Regions from separate parts of the Homo sapiens genome. Here region 1 is linked to region 2. The links are chromatin contacts, found by Hi-C or POLR2A ChIA-PET in ENCODE. All regions are on one chromosome and are shown on one strand. Each heading gives the region's core, a stretch centred on a gene start or an enhancer-like site at or near the end of the contact. The rest is flanking DNA. Distances are from core to core; before and after follow the strand shown. Region 1 overlaps LOC100506474 (a long non-coding RNA gene). Region 2 overlaps MIR3681HG (MIR3681 host gene).

Evidence for each region. Hi-C counts contacts between places; a loop is a spot of excess contacts on that map. ChIA-PET counts read pairs that join two places held with the same protein, here RNA polymerase II (POLR2A). Pooled maps may share reads with other maps.
Region 1: a loop to region 2 is called in a pooled map, with 5 times the contacts of the local background. The contact joins two enhancer-like sites. A Hi-C loop is called at or near these places in 2 of 50 pooled maps. POLR2A ChIA-PET finds 5 or more read pairs at or near these places in 2 of 52 experiments (IMR-90 and activated CD4-positive, alpha-beta T cell).

The regions. Positions count from the first base shown.
Region 1 is chr2:12,963,470-12,969,153 of GRCh38, forward strand. LOC100506474 (a long non-coding RNA gene) reads right to left here. Exons shown (of 6, transcript NR_038434.1): 6 at 3,313-4,564. Among named protein-coding and RNA genes, the nearest start is that of MIR3125, 230 kb to the left of the region's middle. Within about 2 kb of position 2,127, at least 3 of the 41 ENCODE cell types and tissues checked have a DNase peak (open chromatin) inside an H3K27ac peak, as active enhancers do.
Region 2 is chr2:12,123,750-12,129,643 of GRCh38, forward strand. All of the region lies in intron 2 of MIR3681HG (MIR3681 host gene), which reads left to right. Among named protein-coding and RNA genes, the nearest start is that of MIR3681, 72 kb to the right of the region's middle. Within about 2 kb of position 3,947, at least 5 of the 41 ENCODE cell types and tissues checked have a DNase peak (open chromatin) inside an H3K27ac peak, as active enhancers do.

The sequences.
Region 1 (5,684 bases), core at 877-3,376, 840 kb after region 2:
GGGCAAAGAAAACATTTAAAAAATGAAGTTATTATCACCAGAGAAAATTTGTTTAAATGCTGTATTCATGAAACAGTGGTAGGTTGTTCTTAAAAGAAACTTTTAGAGAATTAAATAAAGCTTTGGAAATTAAAAACAAGATGGCAGAAATAAAAAACTTAAAAAAAGATTAATAAGAAGAAGCAGCTAAGTAATTAGAACAAAAAGTCAAAGTAGAAAATAGGAGGTGAGGATTAGAAAAGTACAGGAGGAATAGAGATTTCTCAACATCTGAATAACAGGAGCTTCAGAAAGAGAGACTGGAAAAACAGAGGCAAGGAAATCATCCGAGGAATAAATCAAGAGGTATTTTCAGAACTGAATAATAAGAATTTTCACAGGGCCCACCATGCACCCAGAAAAACAGATGAAAATACAGCCATAGGCTTTCCACAATATACATCATCTGAGATTTCAGGATTGATGGCAGAGAAGATAGGATAAGCTTCCATGCAGAAAAAAGTGGACTTCCAAAATTGGTACAAAAATCAAAATGTCATTGCTTCCTCATCAATAACATTGGAAGTTAAAATAAAGTGAAAAATGTATTTGACATTTTCAGAAGTTGATTTTCACCCTTGAATTTGATATTCAGGCAAATTATCAATTAAGTATGAGTATAGAGTAAAGACACTATCAGAAATCTAATTTCTGAACAATGTTACTCGTCACATCTCAGGAAGCTATCAGAGTATGGCCCTAAACCAAAATACCAGAATTGAAAATTTAAGAGTAGAAATATTAACATATTTTGAGGCTATAAAAGAAGCTATAAAAATAATATATTAAGAGTTAAAACTGAGTATCTCTGAGAACTAAAAATAATTGTTTTCAACGTTCTTTATTGAACTGTTCTACAATTTCAATTATATGCAAGTATAATTTTAATAAAAATAAAACTAATTTTACAAGTGGGTACGATAATGTAATTAAGATACCTTGCACATATTACTATATCTATAACTTCTACATTTTACCCAATTGTCCAAGTATTAATTAGGTGGAACCTTGAACAAGTCATTGTCCTTGCTAGGTTTGAGTTTACTAACTCAAGAAAAAAGTATTGACCTACATTACAATCCTTTTAAAAACCCCAGGAATTTATTAATCTACTTAATATTTACTAAGACTTCAGTGGAAAGTTATATGGATACTGTCTTTAAATATTGTTAAATTTTTACCCCCGATTTTAACTCTTTATCATAAGACTGATAATTTGGCAAGCAAATATAGCAAGCAGAATCTAAAATATATTTTCAACTTGTTATTTGATCAAGTGGAGTATTGAGAAAAATGTAACTTTCACATCTTCTCGCAATCTATAAAAGGTCAACATTACTACCTTTTCTTTCTCTTAGTAGTAGGAAGTACCCCAACTTTGTAGAAAGGGTATGGCCAAGGCTATCAACACAAAAGCATTCTCTCAAAATTTAGAAACTGAATACCATTTAAGAAGCTTGGCAATTTCACATCCATAAATCTGTTTCACAGTGCCTGGTCCACAGTGGACTTTCAGTGAATGCTAGTTTATAGAATCATAAAACCATGGCATGTAGTTTGGAGACATTTAGAAAGAAAGAAACTTCCGGAGAGCCATGGCTTCCATACTCTACTACCCAACTGAAAAAATGCTATTCCTAAAAAAGCATGTGCCTCTGCTTTAGTGTCCTTTGCCTATGGCCCCTCCCTCTCCCTCCCAGCCCTTCACTTCTCTGAACTGGTTCTTTGTCCTTGCAAGCAAATCAAAGGGAAATTGAAATTGATCTCAGGGATGATGGCTGGCTAGAGTTAGAAACAGGAGATCCTGTGAGTTCGGATAGTTTCTATGACCCCTCCTTCCCATCCACCGCGCCCCCCACCCCGCACACCCCACACCCAATTCAATTAATTTCAAGTTGAAACAGATTTATTTATACTTATATTTTCCAGAATATTCTTCTGAAATTTTCTTGATTTAGGCTAATTTCTAAGTGCTTTCCTCCTTTTTATTTTAAAAGAAACTTGAGACCCTGGTCTCTATTAAAAAGGAAGAAAGCATCATTGATGTCCATCTTCCCTCCAGCTACCCTGAATTTGAGCAGACTGCATGACTCATCTTTCCTAGAAATACAACAATGAGATCATCATGTCTGTTTCCTTCCTACTCTGAGTACAGTTGAATTGGTTTCCTCTGTGTTCAGAGATAATTTTTTTTTCTGAAAAGCCCTTTGCTTGTTAATACACAAGAGTTTAATTATATATTTAGAACACAGCATGGAAGAAAATGAGCAGTGATTAATACATTCTGTTTTTTCTTCAGGCAGCTCAATCTCTACTTCCAAAACTAAAATTGTATAAATCATAGAAGGAGATACATCTGCATTTTATTTTAACACCTCCTGTGATAAAGAACTCACCACTTCCACAGGAAGTTAATTCTGCTTTTAACAATTTCTTTAGATAATTTTTGCTTGCAGGGACCTAAAATCTGATGGCTTCTGACTTCAGCTTTTTTAGCTCTATCCCTGAAATTTACAGCCAAGGAGAATATTTCTGGCCCTTTTCCAGGTGATATATCTTCAGATATTTGCAGACAATTATCATATCACATGATCTGACCTACATGAAGTGTAAATTTCTTAGAACATGGTCTGCTTCACTTTAGATATTTAGTTGTACTGCCAGATTAACAATCTTGCCTGAATTAACAAACAAATTCAAATAACTGATCTACATTTCTGTAAATGACTATTTCATCAAATTGAAAATTTACTACTGCAGTAAAGCCAAATATCTGGACAAATAAGTTTTGCCTGAATTGCATGGAGAGTTTGGGATTGTTGTTATATAAACAGTATCTAGACCATATATGTTACAAAACTATAAGCAATTCTATATTTTTATTGTTTTTACCTTTCTTCATAAAAAGTATTGTCTAAATCAAGTTATTGCATCAATCCATATACAATTCAAATATGAAATTCTCATTCATTGATTTTTATATTATTTGTACACAAACAGAATGTAACAAAATGTATGATACTTATTTCTGTATTTCCAAGATATTAGTATTCAAATATCGTTCTACCAGTACATTCTCAGATTCTCTTTGAAATTGAAGTTGAATAGAATGCCAGATTTATCTCAGGTGCAAAAATATGGTTGTCAAATAAACAAACAAAAAGAACTAACACAAAACAGAGAATTAAGAAAATATCTCAGTAGCCCAAATAGCATTCCAGTTATAGACATCCATACATGAGAAAGCATAAAATGAAATGGAGTTATTAGATATTCAATCTGGAAAGAACTTTATTATTTCTCATAAAAGCTTAGGGGCAACATTAAGTACATTTTCAAAAAAATCTTGAGAGCACAGACTCATAATTTTGAAGCTCAAATAAGACTTCAGAGGTATATAAAGAGCACTGGACTAAGAGTCAAGATACCTTGGCTCAAGGTACAACTTTGCTATTTATTAGCTGGTCCTTGACATGACCAGGTTAGCAAGGTAGAAAGATTACAAAGGTTGGCATGAAGAAGGTAGGCTTGTATGAGTGATGGTGGATGATAACAAATCTGGGGAAATGAAATGAACTACAGACAGGACACATGCGATGTGCTTCAGAGTATGCAGCTTTTCCAATCAAGGAAAGCTTCGTGCAGGAGGCCAAACAGAACCTGAACGCTGCAGTATGACCTCAGGGACTCACATCACTTTCTGAAATATCTAACAAAAATCGCATTTCTGCTGTTGCACTCTGAATTCCTAGAACTTGTGCGTGAACCATTTCACTGCATTCATTTTCCCCATGTTATTCTTTAACCAGCCTTCTTTCTTGATCACATTCCTAGATCTGAGATGTTTTCCTTTCAGTCTTTTCGGCATAAGACCTAATTACATAGCTAGTTGTCCAGTAATGTCTGGGAAGAGAAAAACCTTAAGTTTGTCATCTCTCAGTAGGACACCCCGGCTAAAGCCTTCTGGACACAGCAAGGATATTGTCTTCTCTCTCTTATAATCCTGTTGTATCTTCCACACATAGCATAATCAGCTATAAAGTTTTCCAATTCTTCAAAATAATTACTACCACATTTCTCAGAGATTTTCCAAGATTTCCTCAAAATTGGGAAAGTATTGATTCAGCTCAGTATTGATTCAGTCTAGTATTGATTCAGCTTCACTTATCACTTTCAGTGGATGGGTGGTCTTCACATGTACTGGACAGGTCCTCACTTAAATAAGATTTAGCAGCTACAAATCCAGTTACTGCATCAATCCACGTACGATTTATCTGTAGGTGAGCTCACAGTCCAAATGTGGACTGCCAGAAGTTGGGCAAAATGGAACTTGGTTCATTCTGCAGAGTGGACCACTGGGAATTGTACTGAGAATTACCAGAGCTGCATATCCTCTATTCACTCCTCCAGCTACAGTCTCTGCTTTCCATTGTGGCCCAGGAGACAAACTTACATTCTACATTATCAGCTTCTTTGATCTCTTGGCTTAGAGTAGCTTCAGCCAATCAGAGAACCTAGAGGGACACTGAACAAGGGAAAAGAGAAGTCTGAGGGTTTATCCACACAACCCCTGTCCGCCTCAGGCCCATGGCTTGAAAGTAGCTACATCTCTGCCAACACTCAGATTCTGTGGGGCACCCTTCTCTCAGGGCTCCAGCACTCCAGGGTTCTGTAATTTTGCTTCCTCCTCTCTCCCTTCCAGGCCTACAGGCAGTAGCTGCTCCCCGCTATTGCCAGGCTCTGGAGCTAGGGTGTAGCTGTGCCTCATCGGTTCCCTTCACTCTGCTCATACCTCCATTAACAAGCCATTCATAAACACCCTTTCTCATACCTTTGAACTCTATCTATAGATACCACAATGGTAAGAAAGACTGGTGAACATTTTGGAGGCAAACACACACCTGATGTTTCTGCAATTATGTTGGATTCAGAGCAAGAATACCTAGACTCTGTTTCTAGTTCTGTCACTTACCGGCTTTGTGATCTCAGCAAAGTTAATTATTAGGTTGGTGCAAAAGTAATTGTGTTTTTTTGTCATTTTTTTAATGGCAAAAACCGCAATTACTTTTGCACCAATGTAATATCCCAGAGACTCAGCTTTATCATCTGTAAAATGGGAGTAATAAACTCTCAGCTTCATTGTATGAGTTAAATTATATAAAAACTTAATATAGCTGTCACTTTTTCCTGAATTCATGTGTCCTTTGGTTTTTGATAACATTTTCCAAATAACAAAGTAATATGAAAGATGTTCCTACTCTTTATTAGTCTCAGCCGCTCTCCAAGTATCCTCTGGGTTTGCTTTTCACTTTCTTTTCTTTCCTCTAAACCCTAAAGAATCCTGTACGCAACAACACCGTATCCAAACCCTGACCTAGTGGGCTCGATGTCTGCGTTTGTGAGGACCACTCAGGCTGGTAACTGCCCACGCTGGTAAAAACAGGTTTCCACATACCCCACTTGCCTTGTGCCCACCAATAAATCCTTTATTTATACTCACTTTTCTAAAATGCAATTAGTTGACGTGGACTGAGTGCCTTTTTGACTTTAAGACTTGCCTACCTATTTTCAGAGCTTTTAGAGGACTGCCTCTTCGGGCTGTCTCCAGGTTGGGCTACCAAGGGCCATGCTTGTAAGATTGCCAT
Region 2 (5,894 bases), core at 2,697-5,196:
TGTCAATCCAGTCAAGTTGACACTCGGTATTAACCATCACACTTTCTAAAGGCAGATTTTGGTGGTCATGATTTATGGCATGCAACCTACGTGACAAGGTCTGAGCTAAGAGAAGTAGAGGTAGCTGGAAGGAATAGATTTGAAAGATATTCCATTGGCAGAATTGACATGGTGCCAATAGATGTGAATGATGAAGAGAAGGGAGTTGAAGATGGTGCTGTTTTCTGCTTGAACCACCAAATGATGGGCCTTTCTATAAGTTGAGCTCTTGAATGAGGGATGAGTGTTATTGGAGTGGAGAGAATTGACCTGCATGTTCCACAACTCCCCCATACACGCCATTCCCCTCACCCAGGCAGGCTGCCCGTCCAGCTCTCACTCTCCCTCCAACAATTCAGCAATGCCCACCTCTAAAGCTCAGGCTATTCTCCAATTCAGATCGTCCCTGCACATTTTGACTGATTGACAGCTGCTTCATCTCTCAAGATTTATTTGATGTTCTCTTTTCTGCAGGAATTTCCCTTAAGCCCAGCCCTCTGACCAAGTGTTGCCCCAGGACTCTCATGTCATTTAGAAACAGGGACCATGGAGACATGTAGGTACATTCTATATACCATGCATGGTGTATAGAATTTCAAGACTTGGCCAGGTGTGGTGGTGCATGCCTGTAATCCCAGCTACTTGGAAGGCTGAGGTGGGAGAATTGCTCAAACCTGGGAGCGGAGGTTGCAGTGAACCAAGATGTCACCACTGCACGCCAGTCTGGGTGACTGAGTGAGAATGTCTTAAAAAAAAAAAAAAGAATTTCAAGACTTGATCAATCATTTGTATATTTGTGTGTTGTAATAGAGACAAACTGTTTTGAGAAAACTCTTGGATTTTCCTTTTGGATAGACATTTGACCCCATTTTGCACAAAACACATGATCCTCTATTCTCCTAAATGTCTTGGATAGAGTTATGAGTTTTCACAAATGAATGGAAACCCTACTATTTGCTTGTTTGGGCTTCTCCTTCAATCCATGACATAAAGCAATGGCATTTGAGGCAGTGAATTGAACCTTAATCCTTGACTGCTTTATCAAAAGCCTGGATAATGGAAGTGATATTTATGAGGACTTGTTTGAAGGGCATGCTGTTTATCCCTTCCTCTAGTTGTGCTAATTTTTATTCCTGCATCAAGCTGTGCACTTGGACCATATGTTCTTAGTCCCCAGCAGAATTTTCATGCATTTTAATGTTATTTCCTTGGCTTACATCCAGAGATATTATACATAATGGCTTTATGAAAACTATTACTGTGTGGGATGTCTTTGAGGTAGTGTGCGTTAGGTCCTTGCTCCAGCTTCCTTCTAGATGAAGCCTAGAGCAAGGGCCAGGAAAGACTTTGCTTCCTCTGAGGAGCTGGGACACTTTTTACTTTGTGGTAACAAGACTGACTGTATCTTGGTTTTTGGATTGATCATAGGAAGCGCAGAGCCAAATGTACAGGTGAGTTGTAGCAACCATGAAAGCCTCTATGGTTTGCACAAAGGGAATGAGTAGAGTTAACAGAGTGGAAGCACCTGTGGACATTGCTAGCCCCACAGAAAGGGAGTGGGGAGAATAGCAGAGACATCAATCATTTAATAGGCTGAGAGTTCTTGCTGCTGGCATTCTCCAATCCCCCAACCTGGACAGCTTTCTATTTTGATTCTCACCTGCTTTATGACTGTGGCAAGTAATCAACCTTTTCCTGACTTTGGCTTCTTGTAAAGTGAGGGCTTACATGAGAGGCTGTCCAATTGGAGGTTAATTAGAGGCCATCTCAGAGCGTGTCTTGATGATGCCTTCCTTCCCAGGTCCTTGGCCCCTACCCTTCCTTATTCTCACTCCCACCTCTGCCTATTCTGAGATAACACCAGGTGCTTCTCCACACAGGTGAGTCCTGTCTACTGCAGGCGTTCTGAAACTTAGCTACACAGTAGAATGATCTGGGGAGATTTAAAACAGTCCAATGTCCCAGCTGGCATCCTTTACAGAATAAATTAGTCTCTGAAGTGGGACCCTGGCACCTTTATTTTTTACGGTTCCCCGGATGAGGCCATTGTGAAGCTGCATTGGAGAACCTGTACTTTTGCAACTTTACTGTCCCTTTGAATTGCCTGGGGATCTTTTAAGTGCAGATTCTGACTCAGTGGGTTTGAAGAGAGGCCTGAGAGTTTACATTTTTAAAAAACTTTTAGATGATGTGATGTTGTTGGTTCCTGTGTCACACTCTGAGTGGCAAGGTGAAGACACATATTTGGTGGATAATGCAAAAAAGGAAGGACACCTGACTCAGTCCCGCTGGAGCCCAGGGGAGGGGGAACCAGCATGCTGAAATGAGCACAGCCATGATCTGCATTCTGCTTCACTGAGCTATTGACAAAGTTAAGTTCAGTGTGAGGCCCGGAGTTTTGGGGGAACCATGAAGCCAAGCATATTCTGTAACCAATGAGGCTGAGAGCACCTTAGAAACACATTCACTTTTCCAACTTCAGAATCTAAATCATCATAGGTGTTTGCTAAATGAGTAAAGAGATGCGGAACAGGCACTCTCTTCTTTGAGGGCAGAAAAGGACCCACTTTATTGCTATAGTGTGACTTGAGACAAGGATTCTGTCTCAGGGTGTTTCATGAAGAAAAGATAAGGCGTGGTATTAGATTCAGGGTCAGGCTCCAGCCCAAGCTGAGGTCCAAAGGGAGTGGGTGACTGAATGGCAGATAGCTGAAAGAACACTTGGGGGTGCCGTAGGTAGGTGAAATACAGCTTTATTCAGCAGCTCTCTCATCAGCAGTTCTCTTACCCTGTCTGCTCTGTCTCGGCTACTTGCTCTGGTCACTCCCATGCACAGTTGTGCAGCTGGCTCTCCCTTTAGGGTCAGCAGCTTAACTCTCTCTCTGGACATTAGTGCTCATGACTGATACTCTATCTTACAGGAAAATGACATTTGCTATTATGTGATTCAAAGCATACTTGTTAATTATCATATTTTTAGCAGATACATAACATCCATTTTTAGAACATTCAGGAAAAAAAGTCATGTCTTTGAAGACATGTCTAGGTTACAAAACTCTGGGTAGTCATATAAGAGCTTTCTTTTCTCTTTCTTCTCCCCCTTTACTTTTGGTCAATTATAAGCCAGAATGAAAAGACGTAGTTGACTTCAGAATGGTGACTTACTCCAACCAAGAGAGAGTGTTGCTGTATAACACTGCATTTTCAGTGTGTGCAGGAAGTATGATGGTTGGGGGACTCTTTGCCATGGTTATGTGATCTCATGTCAAGGACAGGCTGTTATGAACTGTTACCCCCTAAAATTCATATTTTGAAATTGATTCCCCAATGTGATAGTATTTGGAGGTGGAGCCTTTGGGAAGTGATTAGGTCATGAGGGTGGAGCCCTCATGAATGGGATTAGTGCCCTTATAGGAAAAGGCCAGAGAGCTAGTACCTCTCTTTTCATCATGTGGGGACACAGCAAGAAGTCAGAAGCCTACAATCCGGAAAAGGACCCTTGCCTGAACCTGACCATGCTGGCACCTGATCTGGGGCTTCCAGCCTTGGAACTGTAAGAAATGAATTTTAGTGGTTCATAAGCCACTCAGTTCACAGTACTTAGTTATAGCAGTATAACTTAATAGTAGCCCGAATGAAGATGGAGATTGTGTTTGAAAGCAGGTGGATGTAGCCAACTGTATAGTTCCAATAAAAGGAGTGGTAGTTTGATAATAGAGGGGGGAAAATGAAGACTGATTTCATGCATTGAGGTTTGATTTACATTTTTGCTATCAGAGTTTATTTCCTGCTTTAAATGGAATCATTCATGGTGAAGAATAAATCAAATTCTGCTTGAATTTTCACAGTCAGGATTGGGTGTTTTCTCTTTTTAAGACTTAAAAAGGAGCCAGGCTCACTGTTACTTCCTGTGCTGTCACCTGAAGCAAAGCAGAGTCTGAAATTCACCCTTAAAGAGACAGAGCAGGGGAACAGAAGATCTTGCTTGCAATCATAGACTCACTTTTTCCCTTTTCTCTTTCTTAAAAAAAAACCCCGCATTTCTCATTTTCCTTCTTTCTAATTTCCCCCTTTCTCTTAGGTGGAGTAAAACATGAGCTTCCAGAACTAGGTAGTGCAGTGAGCAAAGTGGCTGTATTTCTTTCTACAAATGTGCACTTCCTGTTCATGTTTTGCAGGTCACAGGAACGCCTGTGTGGCTTCAATCTGCCTATGTCCCTTCACTGTGGGGTAAACTCACATCAGGCTTGGAGGTTGGCTGATGGCATGCTGCTGACCTTTATTAAAACTTTTGTGTGTCATATTTTTTGGACCTCTTTCCCTCCAAGAGCTTCTACTGCAATCCAGAATGGAACCCTTGAGGATGAACGCTGGTGTCTTGGCACTTGTGCGACTATGTTCTACTCCCATCAGGGGTCCTGTCCCTCGGGACTTTGATACAATTTCTTACTCACTTCAAAGGAGGGTATTCTGGATAGTGCCTTATAAAGCATGTAATACGTGAATAAATTCTCGTTGGGAAGGGAGCCCTGTTTAGGGACTTCATCTGGAATGTGCTAAAAAGCAAAACAAAGTAATTTAAAAAAAGTCAGTCAAGCCTTCCTATTTAGAAGAGTAGACCACAAAGTTAGGGCTAGAATCTGGAATAGGGTTGGAGTTGAGAGTGGAAACTGATCTGCGTAATTAAGTAACAGGAATTTGTAGGGATTTGGAGTCTTCCTGATGCATTGCATAGGGAAGGTGGAAATTACGTGTGTGTGTGTGTGTGTGTGTGTGTGTACACGTATAGATAATGAAGAGGAGTGCAAAGGAAATAGTTAAAGAAGAGAAAAAAAGTCTTGGTAATGAAAGGAAGTCCATCAATTTAAAACTAGAAACTGTGCAATTCTTGGCAAGGATGGCGGAAGAAAGGGTTAATGAAGAAAATAGGTGAATGAATTGTGTGTGTACCATGCACATGGTGCCATGGTTCACTATCAATATTCAGTAAGTGTCTGGTTTCCAGGAAAGCCTGGTATCAGGGTTGCTCTGAGGAATAAAAGAGAGAGTTTGAGTTGCACACCAAAGGGGTTGAGGTGATGGAAGAAAGCCAGCAGCCTTAGGAAGTGAGAAAACTAGCAACTCCTGGGAGTCATAGGAAGCAGGAATGTGGAGCCAGGGTGGGGAGGAGAAAGTAAGCCCTTGGAAATCTGGAAGAGACTGGGTTTTCCAGTATATGTGGAATGGGGACTTAGGTCATTTAAAGTGGATTTACTAGGAAAGGTTGAGCTCAGAATGCTGGAAGACTTGGGGACATGTGGGTTAAAAGCTTTAGATATGAAGACATTGAGCAGGACTCATAGTTAATAATCATAGCTAACACATGAAGAGTGTTTACTAAATGCTAGGCACAGTTTTAAGACTTCATTAACCCAGTTTCTTCAATAACTGATGAAGCAGATGCTTTTAATATCTACTTGTTAAAATTTTTTAAAATTACAAATTAGAAAACCGAGGTTCCTGGGTGAGGAAATTGCTTAAGGTGACAGGGCTGGTTAGTTTGAGTGTTACCATTCAACCCAAATTCAACCCAAATTCAACCCAAGGGATGTGTCTTCTCCTACCTTGTGTCCTGGAACAAGGGACTCCACCCCTTCAGAGTCGAGGTTGTTCTCTTCATTAGAATGAAAGTGTTGGGCTCATTGATTGATTGATTCATTCATTCACTCATTCATTTAAAGCATTAAATGAGAGTTTAGCATGCCTCAATAAGAGGATTTTCTGCCTGCTTTGGGGTTTCTGGCAGAATGCTGGTGGGAGCCTGGAACTCTGAGAGCTCCTGACAAACCTTCAACCCTTTATTTCCACAGCATCTG